Regions from separate parts of the Homo sapiens genome. Here region 2 is linked to region 1. Evidence: chromatin contacts called from ENCODE Hi-C or POLR2A ChIA-PET data. All regions are on one chromosome and are shown on one strand. Each heading gives the region's core, a stretch centred on a gene start or an enhancer-like site at or near the end of the contact. The rest is flanking DNA. Distances are from core to core; before and after follow the strand shown.

Region 1 (5,531 bases), core at 945-3,444:
TATTATTATTATTATTTTGAGACAGATCTCACTCTGTCACCCAGGTTGGGAGTGCAGTGGCCCAATCTTGGCTCACTGCAATCTTTGCCTCCCAGGTTCAAGCAATTCTCCTGCCTCAGCCTCCCAAGTAGCTGGGATTACAGGTGCCCTCCACCATACCCAGCTAATTTTTTTTGTATTTTTACTAGAGACGGGGTTTCACCATGTTGGCCAGGCTGGTTTCGAACTCCTGACCTCAAGTGATCCTCCCACCTCGGCCTCCCAAAGTGCTAGGATTGTAGGTGTGAGCCACTGCACCTGGCCTAGATTAAGTATTTTTAAATTTGCAGATTATATAACAGATTATATAACTGCCTGGCCTTGGGCAGGTCACGAAACCTCAGTGTCCATCTACCTCCCCATCTGTGAAGCAGAGATCATGACAGCATCTGTGGTGAATTCTGGAAACTCTATGGTCAGAGGGTACAGGTTCCACAAGGCAGCCCCCACTTCAGACCCCAGCCACAACAATGAGGGTCCCAGGACCACCCTCACTTTAGACCAGCTTGCTATGAATTTGGGGGCCCGCACAACCACCGTCTCATTTGATAATTTTCTAGAATGACCTACAGAACTCAGGAGAGTGCTATACTTAACAATTATAGTTACCGCAAAAGGTTACAAATTAATGGCCTGGCGCAATAGCTCACACCTGTAATCCCAGCACTTTGGGAGGCTGAGGCAGCCGGATCACAAGGTCAGGAGTTCAAGACCAGTCTGGCCAACATGGTGAAACCCCACCTCTCCTAAAAATACAAAAATTAGCCAGGCACGGTGGCGCACGCCTATAATCCCAGCTATTGAGGAGGCTGAGGCAGGAGAATTGCTTGAACCCAGGAGGTGGAGGTTGCAATGAGCCGAGATCAAACTACTGCACTCCAGCCCAGGTGATAGAGCAAGACTCTGTCTCAGAATATATAAATAAATAAATAAATAAATAAATAAGTTACAAATTAGGACCAGCCATGGGACAAGATGCACAGGCCAAAGTCTGATGGGATCTAAACGCGGAGCCTCTGGCCATCTTCTCCCCAGGGAACCCTGGGCGGTCTTCCCACCTCCTGGCCCTAATGCCTGACAACATTCAAGAGTGCTTCCTGCCAGGGAAGCTCACCTGAGGCTTTGGGGTCCAGAGCTTTTCCTGGGGCTCCATCACACGCTAACCATGTGACTCACCTATCCTCTTCAGTCCCTCTGGAGGTCGGCACTGATACGGGATGTCCTGAGGCCCCCATCATAAACCGCATTGCTGGACCCTCCAGGGGCCAAAGCCCTTGGGCAACAAAGACACTCCTGTCAGGAGGGACATGGTGTGGCCTAGAGATCACCCTCCTCCGCGGTAACCAGGTCAGAGGCCAGGCATTCTTTGGGTCAGTTACCTCTCCTGCACGCAGTGTCTAGCTCCTAGGGCTGTGAGGGTTCTGCGAGCTAATCCCTCAAAGTGTTTGTTGCAGTGAATGCTTGATACATGTGAGTTGCCATCATATCACAGCACTGTATTTAGAAAGGGCACTGTCTCAGGCTGTTAGAGCAGGGCTGAGTTTTGGCTGGAGAGATGATGCTATAGATACCAGGGACCCTGCCCTGTCAGGTGCAGGATTTACAGCAGGATGAAGGAGAACCGCCCCGGTCTCTTGAGCCCCCTCACCCTCTCCCAGAACCCTAGAAGGGAGAGTTTCCAAGAGCACAGCGTTCCCAGCCAGTGGACCCTCAGAAAATAGAAGTTGACCGAGAGTCTAAGATGGGCTTGAGCAAGGCAGTTTATCAGGGCTTTCAGCTGGAGCAGCAAGGGGGACAGTACAGGAAGAGACCTGCAGCTGGCTCCCCAAAGCTGGTCGGACTGTTGATTTATTTTCCTTCCGGCCTCCTCCAGATGACATCATTGCATGTTTAGGGTGGTCTGTCCATCATGACTGCACAGTCTCTGTCACGCTTCTTCACGCGACGCATGTCTCATTAGCATCTCAACTTTCCATCCGGGGTATGATGTTTACCATTAAAATGAAGCAAAGGTACAGTTAGGGCGGGCTAGGACCTTGCTGGGGATGTGCATTTGGGGATTGTGGAGAGTCCCTACTGTTAACAGCCACGACATTTGTGGTTTAAGCACTCTGTGTGTTTTAGATTTACTTGGCCTATTTTTGTGAAAGGAAGCGTTTGTGGTTACAGGGCTGCATGGCTGAGTATGGCTGCAGTCAGCATGGTGTGTAAGGAAAACAGGGACCCTTCCCCCGTCCCTGTTCTGCTTTCCCCAGCTGTCTCAAAAAGGGCACTTACAGCGGGGCGCCAAGCGAGGGGAACAGGCAGCTAAGGCTGAAGACCCAAACTCCCGACGGCTCACAAGCAGGGGTTTTGTTTGTTTGTTTGTTTGTTTTGAGACCGAGTTTTGCTCTTGTCGCCCAGGCTGGAGTGCAGTGGAATGATCTCGGCTCACTGCAACCTCCGCCTCCTGGGTTCGAGCGATTCTCCTGCCTCAGCCTCCCGAGTAGCTGGGGTTACAGGCACCTGCCACCACGCCTGGCTAATTTTGTATTTTTTAGTAGAGACGGGGTTTCACCATGTTGGCCAGGTGGGTCTTGAACCCCTGACCTCAAGTGATCTGCCCACCTTAGCCTCCCAAAGTGCCAGGATTACAGGCGTGAGCACAGGCAAGGGTTTTTAAAGGCAGGGATGCATTTCAGGAAAGCGAGGGGTGCATTGCAGGTAAAGTTGTAAACCCATACATGGAGGCTGTACCTCAGTGTGGCCATGGGCATGATTCTCCAGGCCTCTCAGGATGAAATTCTGAACAAAGAACGGCAGTCAGAGTGCCGCCCTCGGTTCCCCACATCTGAGGTCTATAGGATAGAGGCTGGCAGTGGGGGTTTCTGAAAAACAACTCGAGAACATATGTGAAGATGTTATCTTTAGTTTCTGTAGGAACCAAAACACCTTGTTCCTCTGGCTTGCTTGGGAGGCTCCTGTTGCTCTCATCTTGTTTGTTGCTATCTTCCTGCTTATCCGGCTGCTCATTTATTCTCCAAGGCTAGCTAGTGCCTGGAATTTCTCCTGAAGGAACTCAAGACTTTTCCTTTATTTCCATGCTGTGGTTGGGGGGTGGGTGCGGGCAGGCCCCTAGGCGGGTCCCCGCTCTGTCTCTGCATCAGGAGAACTCATGGGACCCCCTGCAGAGAGCCTTGAAATGTGTCTCCTGCAGCAGAGAAATGCAAAGCATGGACACCTGGCCCAGCCTGGAAATGCGTGAGTGAGGGGGCCAGGGGTCTGCCTCCCCCAGAAACATCTCCATGGTGAGGAAATGGCTGTGGCCATTCGGGTGGTGGAGCGGGAGCCCTACAGGCCCAGGTTTGTGTGTCAGGGCAAGGAGATGGGAGTGTTCCTTGCAGACCAGAGAGAGAATCACAAGGGGCTACCCAAGGACCCTACCAGTGGGGCCGTCTGGAAGGGGATGGGGCAGTGCCCAGAAGGATGCTCGGGGGGGCTTCTGCTGGACGTCACATGGGACTACTCAGGATTTGAGGAGCATCCCCCAGGGTCACAGGGACCCAGAGCCCAGCAGGGAACCTTCCAGGAGCCCTTGGAAGCCAAGAGGGGAAGCTGTCCAGGCGAGTGAGGACCACCCTAGCAGGTTCCCACCTCCTTCCCCCCAACCCCCTCTCTCTGCCAGGGCTGGGGCAGATCATCCGCCCCATCCCCTTCCCATTGCAGCCTCTGGACTGGAGCAGGCTGAGCTGGGGAAGGGAGAAGATTCAACCCCTAGTTCCCTTGAGAGATATGATTAAATATCATGGGCTTGTAGGGGTGGAAAACTCATTTGTTCCTACAATACTCATAAGTTCTCAGCTGGAACAGCCTCCTGGAACAAAAAGACAGATTAACAAGAGAAAGGCAGACGTGCATCAGCATGCATGCTGCCTTTTTCTTTTCTTTCTTTCTTTCTTTTTCTTTCTTTTTTTTTTTTTTTTGATATGGAGTCTCGCTCTGTTGCCCAGGCTGGAGTGCAGTGGCAGGATCTCAGCTCACTGCAACCTCTGCCTCCCAGGTTCAAGCAATTCTCCTACCTCAGCCTCCTGAGTAGCTGGGATTACAGGCGTGCGCCACCACACCCAGCTAATTTTTGTATTTTTAGTAGGGACGGGGTTTTGCCATGTTGGCCAGGCTGGTCTCGAACTCCTGACCTCAAGTGATCCGCCCACCTCGGCCTCCCAAAGTGCTGGGATTAGGCCCAGCCAGCATACACGTTGCCTATGTGCACAGGAAGCACCCAGGGAATGCCTGGTTCTCAAAGAGATGGCTTTGAATCCCAGATCATGTTGCATCTTCCACAGAGAACAGTACATCTTTGGAGAAGTCACAAGACAAAGGGAAAGGACTTTGGGTGCAGCCCCCTGGAGAGGCACAGAGCTGGCGGGTGCAGGCTGGCTGGGGAAACCTGTTCTTGTGGATGCCTCTGGAGCTGGCCTCAGGCCCACAAGGGTGCAAAGGTGTCTTCAGTGGCTCAGCTTTGCTCCGTGGTAGAAAGGGGAGTGGGACAGCTTCTGTCTCTACAAATCTATGTCCTGCTTTTAGGCAAACAGAGGGAGTGCAGAGCTTCCTGCACCTGCTTCTTCTTAACTGCCCGCAGCTCAACAGCCTGATGCCAAAAGGTGCACATTTTGGGGCGGCACATTTCTGATCTTCCACAAGCTGAATATTCTGAAGACCAAATTAAGACTGTGTTTGCAACCCAGCGTGGCCACGAGCTATTACCTAAGAGAAGGAGCTGGGGCCATGCATTTGCTAATGTTTGCATCCAGGGGTGAGGGACAATGGACCTCCTCCCATCGACACATGAAAGGGCAGGGGAGAAAAAGCAATGACGTCAGGAGCCAACAAGGCAGTTACCCAGAGAGACAGGACTGGAAAGGTTTACAGCCAAATGCTAGCGGTGGGTATTTGGGGTGCGGACGGGATTGTAATTGGCTTTATCTTATTCTGTGTGGTTTTCTCTATTTTCTCATTTTTCTACTGTGGATGTGAATGACTTATATAATTGGGAGGAAATGCTGGGTGTTTTTGTTTTATTATTTTTATTTTTATTTTTTAATTCTTTTTTGAGGCAGAGTCTTGCTCTGTCACTCAGGCTGGAGTGCGGTGGCGCGATCTCAGCTCACTGCAACCTCCACCTCCCAGGTTCAAACAGTTCTACTTCAGCCTTCTGAGTAGCTGGGATTACAGGCATGTGGACCACGCCCGGCTAATTTTTGTATTTTTGGTAGAGATGGGGTTTCGCCATGTTGGCCAGGCTGGTCTCGAACTCCTGGCCCGAAGTGATCCACCCATCTTGGTCTCCCAAAGTGCTGGGATTACAGGCATGAGCCACCACGCCCGGCCTCTGTTTTTGTTTTTTGTATAAAAAGGAAGGCACTCAGGATAGGGAGTTTTCCTTTGCAACTGAATTCTGGAGTCTTGGTATGAAACAGGCAAAGCTGGTCGACCGTCCGGCCTGCTCAGGG
Region 2 (5,531 bases), core at 74-2,573, 90 kb before region 1:
CTCCCTGCAACCTCTCCACCTCCTGGGTTCAAGCGATTCTCCTGCCTCAGCCTCCTGAGTAGCTGGGATTACAGGCACATGCCACCATGCCCAGCTAATTTTTTGTATTTTTAGTAGAAATGGGGTTTCATCATGTTGGCCAGACTGGTCTCGAACTCCTGACATCAGGTGATCCACCCGCCTCGGCCTCCCAAAGTGCTGGGATTACAGGCATGAGCCACTGCACCTGGCTGAATTATGCCCTCTTAAGTGTGATCATTTAACCTTGTCTCCCTAACTGGGTTGTAGTTCCCAGAGAACAAGGGCCATGACTGTTTTCTTCATCTCTGTATCCGTAACATTTAACATGATGTCAGGCCAATGTATCAACAAATGTTTATTGAATGAAAGACATGACAGTAACATTGTTTATGAAGTTTTGAAAAGCAAGGGCTCTCTGATACTAACTACAACCATTTTCTTTAAACGTAGGTCCTGTTTGCAGTATCATACATGATCATCAAACTGCTGCTAGAATGCTCACACCTGTTACTGCAAATTCAAAACCCAGGAAAGACTTCTTCCGGGAATTTACTTTAGGTCAGGGTTGGGCTGCCTGGTACCATGCTGCACCCACAACTTGGCAGGCTCAACAACACAGGAGCCTTTCCCCAGACCGTCTGACCTGAACACTTTGTCACCATGCTTGACATACCTGGATGCCCTGCTGAGGTCACTTCGAATGCTCTCATCAACGAGGGGCAGGAAGAAAATAGTGGTTGCTGCATGTTTTCAGCCAATCGTCGGGGGATATTTCTCATTTTCTGTTGAAACCTTGGGGGAAAAAGTAACATAATGTGCTTTAAAAGGACAAAAGTCATTCGACGCTTACCACACTCCTAGAAACCTGGGCTAACCCAGCCAGGGACCCCAATGCTTTTCTGCTGGCTACGGGGCCTCCCTACAGCTCCTCATTCCAATTTCGGTGGCTGTGTGCGGACCAAGTTCTCTTTTGTCGCCTCCCGTCCAAGCCCTACTTGCGATGGGAGAAGCCGTCCCCGAAATCCCGGGCGCCGTGGAGGGGGTCTGGTCTCTGGGTCTCTGGTCACCCGGTCAGTGCCTCCAGCCCCCGGCAGAGCTCTGTTATCGTCCCGGGGCGAGCCCAATTCCGCAGGCTAGGGCCGATGGCGGCGGAACTGTGGTCAGGGCTGCCCTGAGTCATCCTGCGGACTGCGAGTCGGCGACCACCAGGAGGCGAGAGCGGGTTTCCCCTCCAACAGGCCAAAGCACGTGTCTCCACTTACTTCCCACTCCCCTGGGCGGAAGTAGCTCCGTCAGCAACTTCCGGCCGGAAGTGATAACTTACCATAGAGATAGCAGCTAGAGAGTCGATGACTTTGGATCTGGGTCATCCAAGCCGGACTTAAAGGGGTCGCAGCCCGCGCGGTGTGATTAATGGGGACTAGAGCCTGGGCCAGAGGGGAGGGCCCTGGAGCGAGGGAATCAGAAGGAACATCCCATTTCTTGAAAGCCCGCTGGGTTCCTGGAGCCGTGAAAGCATTATCTCTCTACTCCTCATGCAACCCTCTGAATTAAGTGCAAAGACCACTCCTGTCTTGTAGATGAGAAGTGGGGCGCTCCGGAGATGCTTGGTTACTTTTCCAAGCACAGCCGGCCAGGAAGTGGCAGAGCTGGGTTCACACCTAAGTCATTTCTGCTCCAAACCCAATGCCCTTTCCACCACCCCAGGTGGCAGGAAGGAGAAAGCTCAAGAGCAGAGGGGCTACGTGAAGATGCAGGCCGTCCTGGCCTATTGGGATACCCCCTGAAAAGCCTATTGCTCCAAAAGACCTGGTAGATTCCCGACAGTTCACTGTCTGTGGGCACAGGAAGCAACGAACAGGAATCTTGCTCTGAGTCTAATCCCACAACCAAGGAAGAATTGCTGGACCTTGTCTCAGAGGCGTTTGAACCAGAGCAACTCCATCTTGAATAGGGGCTGGGTAAAATAAAGCTGAGACCTACTTGGATGCATTGCTAGGTCATACAGCTCATAAAGACCTTGCTGATCAAACAGGCTGCAGTAAAGAAGACGGCCAAAATCCTCCAAAACCAAGATGGCTATGAGAGTGACCTCTGGTTGCCCTCACTGGTACACGCCCACCAGCGCCATGACAGTTTACAAATGCCGTGGCAACGTCAGGAAGTTACCCTACATGGTCTAAAAAGGGGAGGCATGAATAATCCACCCCTTGTTTAACATATCACCAAGAAATAACCATTAAAAAAAAAAGGCCAGGTACACTTTGGGAGGCCGAGGCAGATGGATCACTTGATGTTGGGAGTTCGAAACCAGCCTGACCAACCTGGTGAAACTCCATCTCTACTAAAAATACAAAATTAGCCAGGTGTGGTGGCACACACTTGTAATCCCAGCTACTTGGGAGTCTGAGGCAGGAGAATCGCTTGAACCCAGGAGGCGGAGGGTGCAGTGAGCCAAGACTGCACCACTGAGGCCAGGCATGGTGGCTCGACCCTGTAATTCCAGCACTTTGGGAGGCCAAGGCGGGCAGATCACCTGTGGTCGGGAGTTTGAGACCAGCCTGACCGACATGGAGAAACCCCGTCTCTACTAAAATTACAAAAAATTAGCCAGGCGTGGTGGTGCATGCCTGTAATCCCAGCTACTTGGGAGGCTGAGGCAAGAGAATTGCTTGAACCAGGCAGGTGGAGGTTGCGGTGAGCCGAGATTGCGCCATTGCACTCTAGCCTGGGCAACAACAGAGAAACTCCGTCTCAAAAAATAAAATAAAATAAAATAAAATAAAGACCGTGCCACTGCACTCCAGCTTGGGTGACAGAGCGAGATTTTTATGACCGCACCTCCTTCACAATGTCTTTGAGTTGTCTCACTCACATTCAACAATACATACTGTTAGTTTTATTAACTTGGAAATATTTAACTTACATTTTTGTTTTGATGGAGGAGCTACAGTTCTGTTTTGTTTTACCATATTTCATGAGTTTACATAAGAATGAAAGGATATAATTGTATAATCAGCTTAACTGGAGTAAACAGGTTTGTAAACAACGCAAGTGGCTTCAGGCAGGCATTGGGCTCACCTGGTTGGAGCAGAAGCCGGGTGCCCCAGGAGGGGAGCCTCCAGGTTTCTTTTGTGTGGGTGATCCCCGTCAGTACCACTTGGAGTGGGAGAGGGACTTTTCTCAAAGGAAGCAGGGGTGAAGGCGTCCTGGACAGGCGAAAACTACAGGCGTCTACTACATGGCCCTACCTCTGCCCCCTGGTGGTGGCTCTTGGTGGCGCTGCTGACCACAGGTGATGTTAGAAACAAGCCAGCCGTGCACCTAGCAGGTCTTCTCCGGGGCTGCCTGTCTGACCTGCAGGATAGAGTCCACACGATTGCTTTCCCCCTCTTTTTCCATTTCTGCTTCATTAGGAAAAAACAAAACTCAACAAATCACCCTTACCTGTCCTGGCCCTGTTGATCTGACCGCCTTTCATCACCTTGGTGCCCACACAGACCCCTGCTCCAGCCATTCTGCCCAGCCCAGCTCCCAGACACTCCGCGCATCCGCACTCCAGCAGAGCACACCTGCCCTTTGAAGCCAGCTCTGGTCCCAGGTGACAGTTTCTTCTCACATGCTCTCCGGTGCCAATTGTTTGACATATCCTGTGTCCCCTGGGCTATTTGTTACACACCTTTCGATGAACACATCTGGTCTCTGTTGAGTGGGGCTGTTCTCTCTAAAGGCAGGGTGTTGTCAGCATCCTCAGCCTTATCGGGAAGATGAGGTCTGCAGCAGGAACCTTTGCCCCCACCTCCCCAGACGAGAGAGGATGAATCCCCCGGAGCTGGGAGGGCTGCAGGAAACAGAGATACACATCTCCTTCCTGGCCAGATGCTTGCTACATCACAGACCCTGCCAGCAGGTCCTGGCACTGCTGCCAGAGAGAATGTGGTGAGAGGCCAGGCATGATGGCTCATGCCTATAATCCCAGCACTTTGGGAGGCTGAGCAGGTGGATCACCTGAGGTCAGGAGTTCAAGACCAGTCTGGCCAACATGGTGAAACCCTGTTTCTACTAAAAATACAAAAATTAGCTGAGTGTGGCAGTGGGTGCCTGTAGTCCCAGCTACTCAGGAGGCTGAGGCAGGAGAATTGCTTGAACCCAGGAAGGGGAGGTTGCCGTGAGCAGAGATCGCACCATTGCACTCCAGCCTGGGTGACAAGAGCGAAACTCCATCTCAAAAAAAAAGAAAGAAAGAAAAGAAAAAGACAAAAAAGAAAGCATAGGGAAGCCGGGCATGGTGGCTCACACCTGTAATCCCAACACTTTGGGAGGCCGAGGCTGGTGGATCACTTGAGGTGAGGAGTTCAAGACCAGCCTGGCCAACACAGTGAAACCCCGTCTCTACTAAAAATACAAAAATTAGCCGAGTATGGCAGCAGGCGCCTGTAGTCCCAGCTACTCGGGAGGTTGAGGCAGGAGAATCACTTGAACCCAGGAGGCGGAGGTTGCAGTGAGCTGAGATTGTGCAACTGCACTCCAGCCTGGGTGACACAGAAAGACTCTGTCTCAAAAAATACATAAATAAATAGTTTTGTTACAATTTTGTATGCAGGGAGTCAGGGACACACTTATATAAACATTTTCTTTCTTTCTTTTTTTGGGTTTTTTTTTTTTTTTTTTTTTGAGAGAGAGTCTTGCTTTGTCACCCAGGCTGGAGTGCAATGGTGCGATCTTGACTCACTGCAACTTTCACCTCCTGGGTTCAAGCGATTCTCCTGCCTCAGCCTCCCGAGTAGCTAGGATTACAGGCATGCGCCACCACGCTTAGTTAATTTTTATATTTTTAGTAGAGATGGGGGTTTCACCAGGTTGGCCACGCTGGTCTTGAACTCCTTACCTTAAGTGATCCGCCTGCCTCAGCCTCCCAAAGTGCTGGGATTACAGGTGTGAGCCACCGCGCCCCGCTAAAAGTTTTCTTCGTTGATTTTGTGAAATTCAAATATAACCCGTGTTCTATATTTTATCTGGCAGCCCTAATTGCAAGGCAAAAGCCACAGTATCCCCCTGCACAGGGCTGAGAGGAAGCAGGTGGGGGCAGGAGAGGTGCCGGCAGTTTGCAGATGTGCAGAGCTAGTGGAAGACATTCCTCAAAGTCCCCATGGTTCAGGAACCCACTTTATTTATGTTTTACTTACTTTAATTTTTTTTTTTTTTGAGACGGTCTCACTCTATCGCTCAGGCTGGAGTACAGTGGCACAATCAGGGATCACTGCAGTCTTGATCTCCTGGGCTGAAGGGATATTCCCGCTTCAGCACCCAACCCCACCCCTGGCCCCAGCAGCTGGGACTACAGGCACGTGCCACCATGCCCAGCTAATGTTTTTTCTTTTTTTCTTTTTTTTTTTGAGACAGAGTTTTGAGAGTTTTGCTCTTGCTGCCCAGGCTGGAGTGCAATGGTACAATCTCAGCTCACTGCAACCTCCGCCTCCTGGGTTCAAGTGATTCTCCTGCCTCAGCCT

Evidence for each region. Hi-C counts contacts between places; a loop is a spot of excess contacts on that map. ChIA-PET counts read pairs that join two places held with the same protein, here RNA polymerase II (POLR2A). Pooled maps may share reads with other maps.
Region 2: a pooled map shows a loop between it and region 1 (6-fold over the local background). The contact joins the promoter of SNHG20 here to the enhancer-like site in region 1. A Hi-C loop is called at or near these places in 1 of 168 maps with a recorded cell type or tissue (endothelial cell of hepatic sinusoid), 1 of 37 single-sample maps with no recorded cell type and 7 of 50 pooled maps. POLR2A ChIA-PET finds 5 or more read pairs at or near these places in 10 of 52 experiments (A549, HEK293T, HepG2 and 6 more).

The regions. Positions count from the first base shown.
Region 1 is chr17:76,994,859-77,000,389 of GRCh38, reverse strand. No RefSeq gene overlaps it. Among named protein-coding and RNA genes, the nearest start is that of SNHG20, 91 kb to the left of the region's middle. RefSeq lists enhancers at 1,904-1,983, 1,939-2,479, 4,650-5,191. Within about 2 kb of position 2,194, at least 5 of the 41 ENCODE cell types and tissues checked have a DNase peak (open chromatin) inside an H3K27ac peak, as active enhancers do.
Region 2 is chr17:77,084,435-77,089,965 of GRCh38, reverse strand. SNHG20 (small nucleolar RNA host gene 20) reads right to left here and starts at 1,323. Exons shown (of 3, transcript NR_027058.1): 1 at 1,017-1,323; 2 at 695-813. It overlaps MIR6516 (microRNA 6516), which reads right to left and starts at 549; the gene lies at 469-549. It also overlaps a transcript of SEC14L1 not described here and SCARNA16. RefSeq lists enhancers at 842-951, 287-1,221, 1,142-1,451, 718-1,917.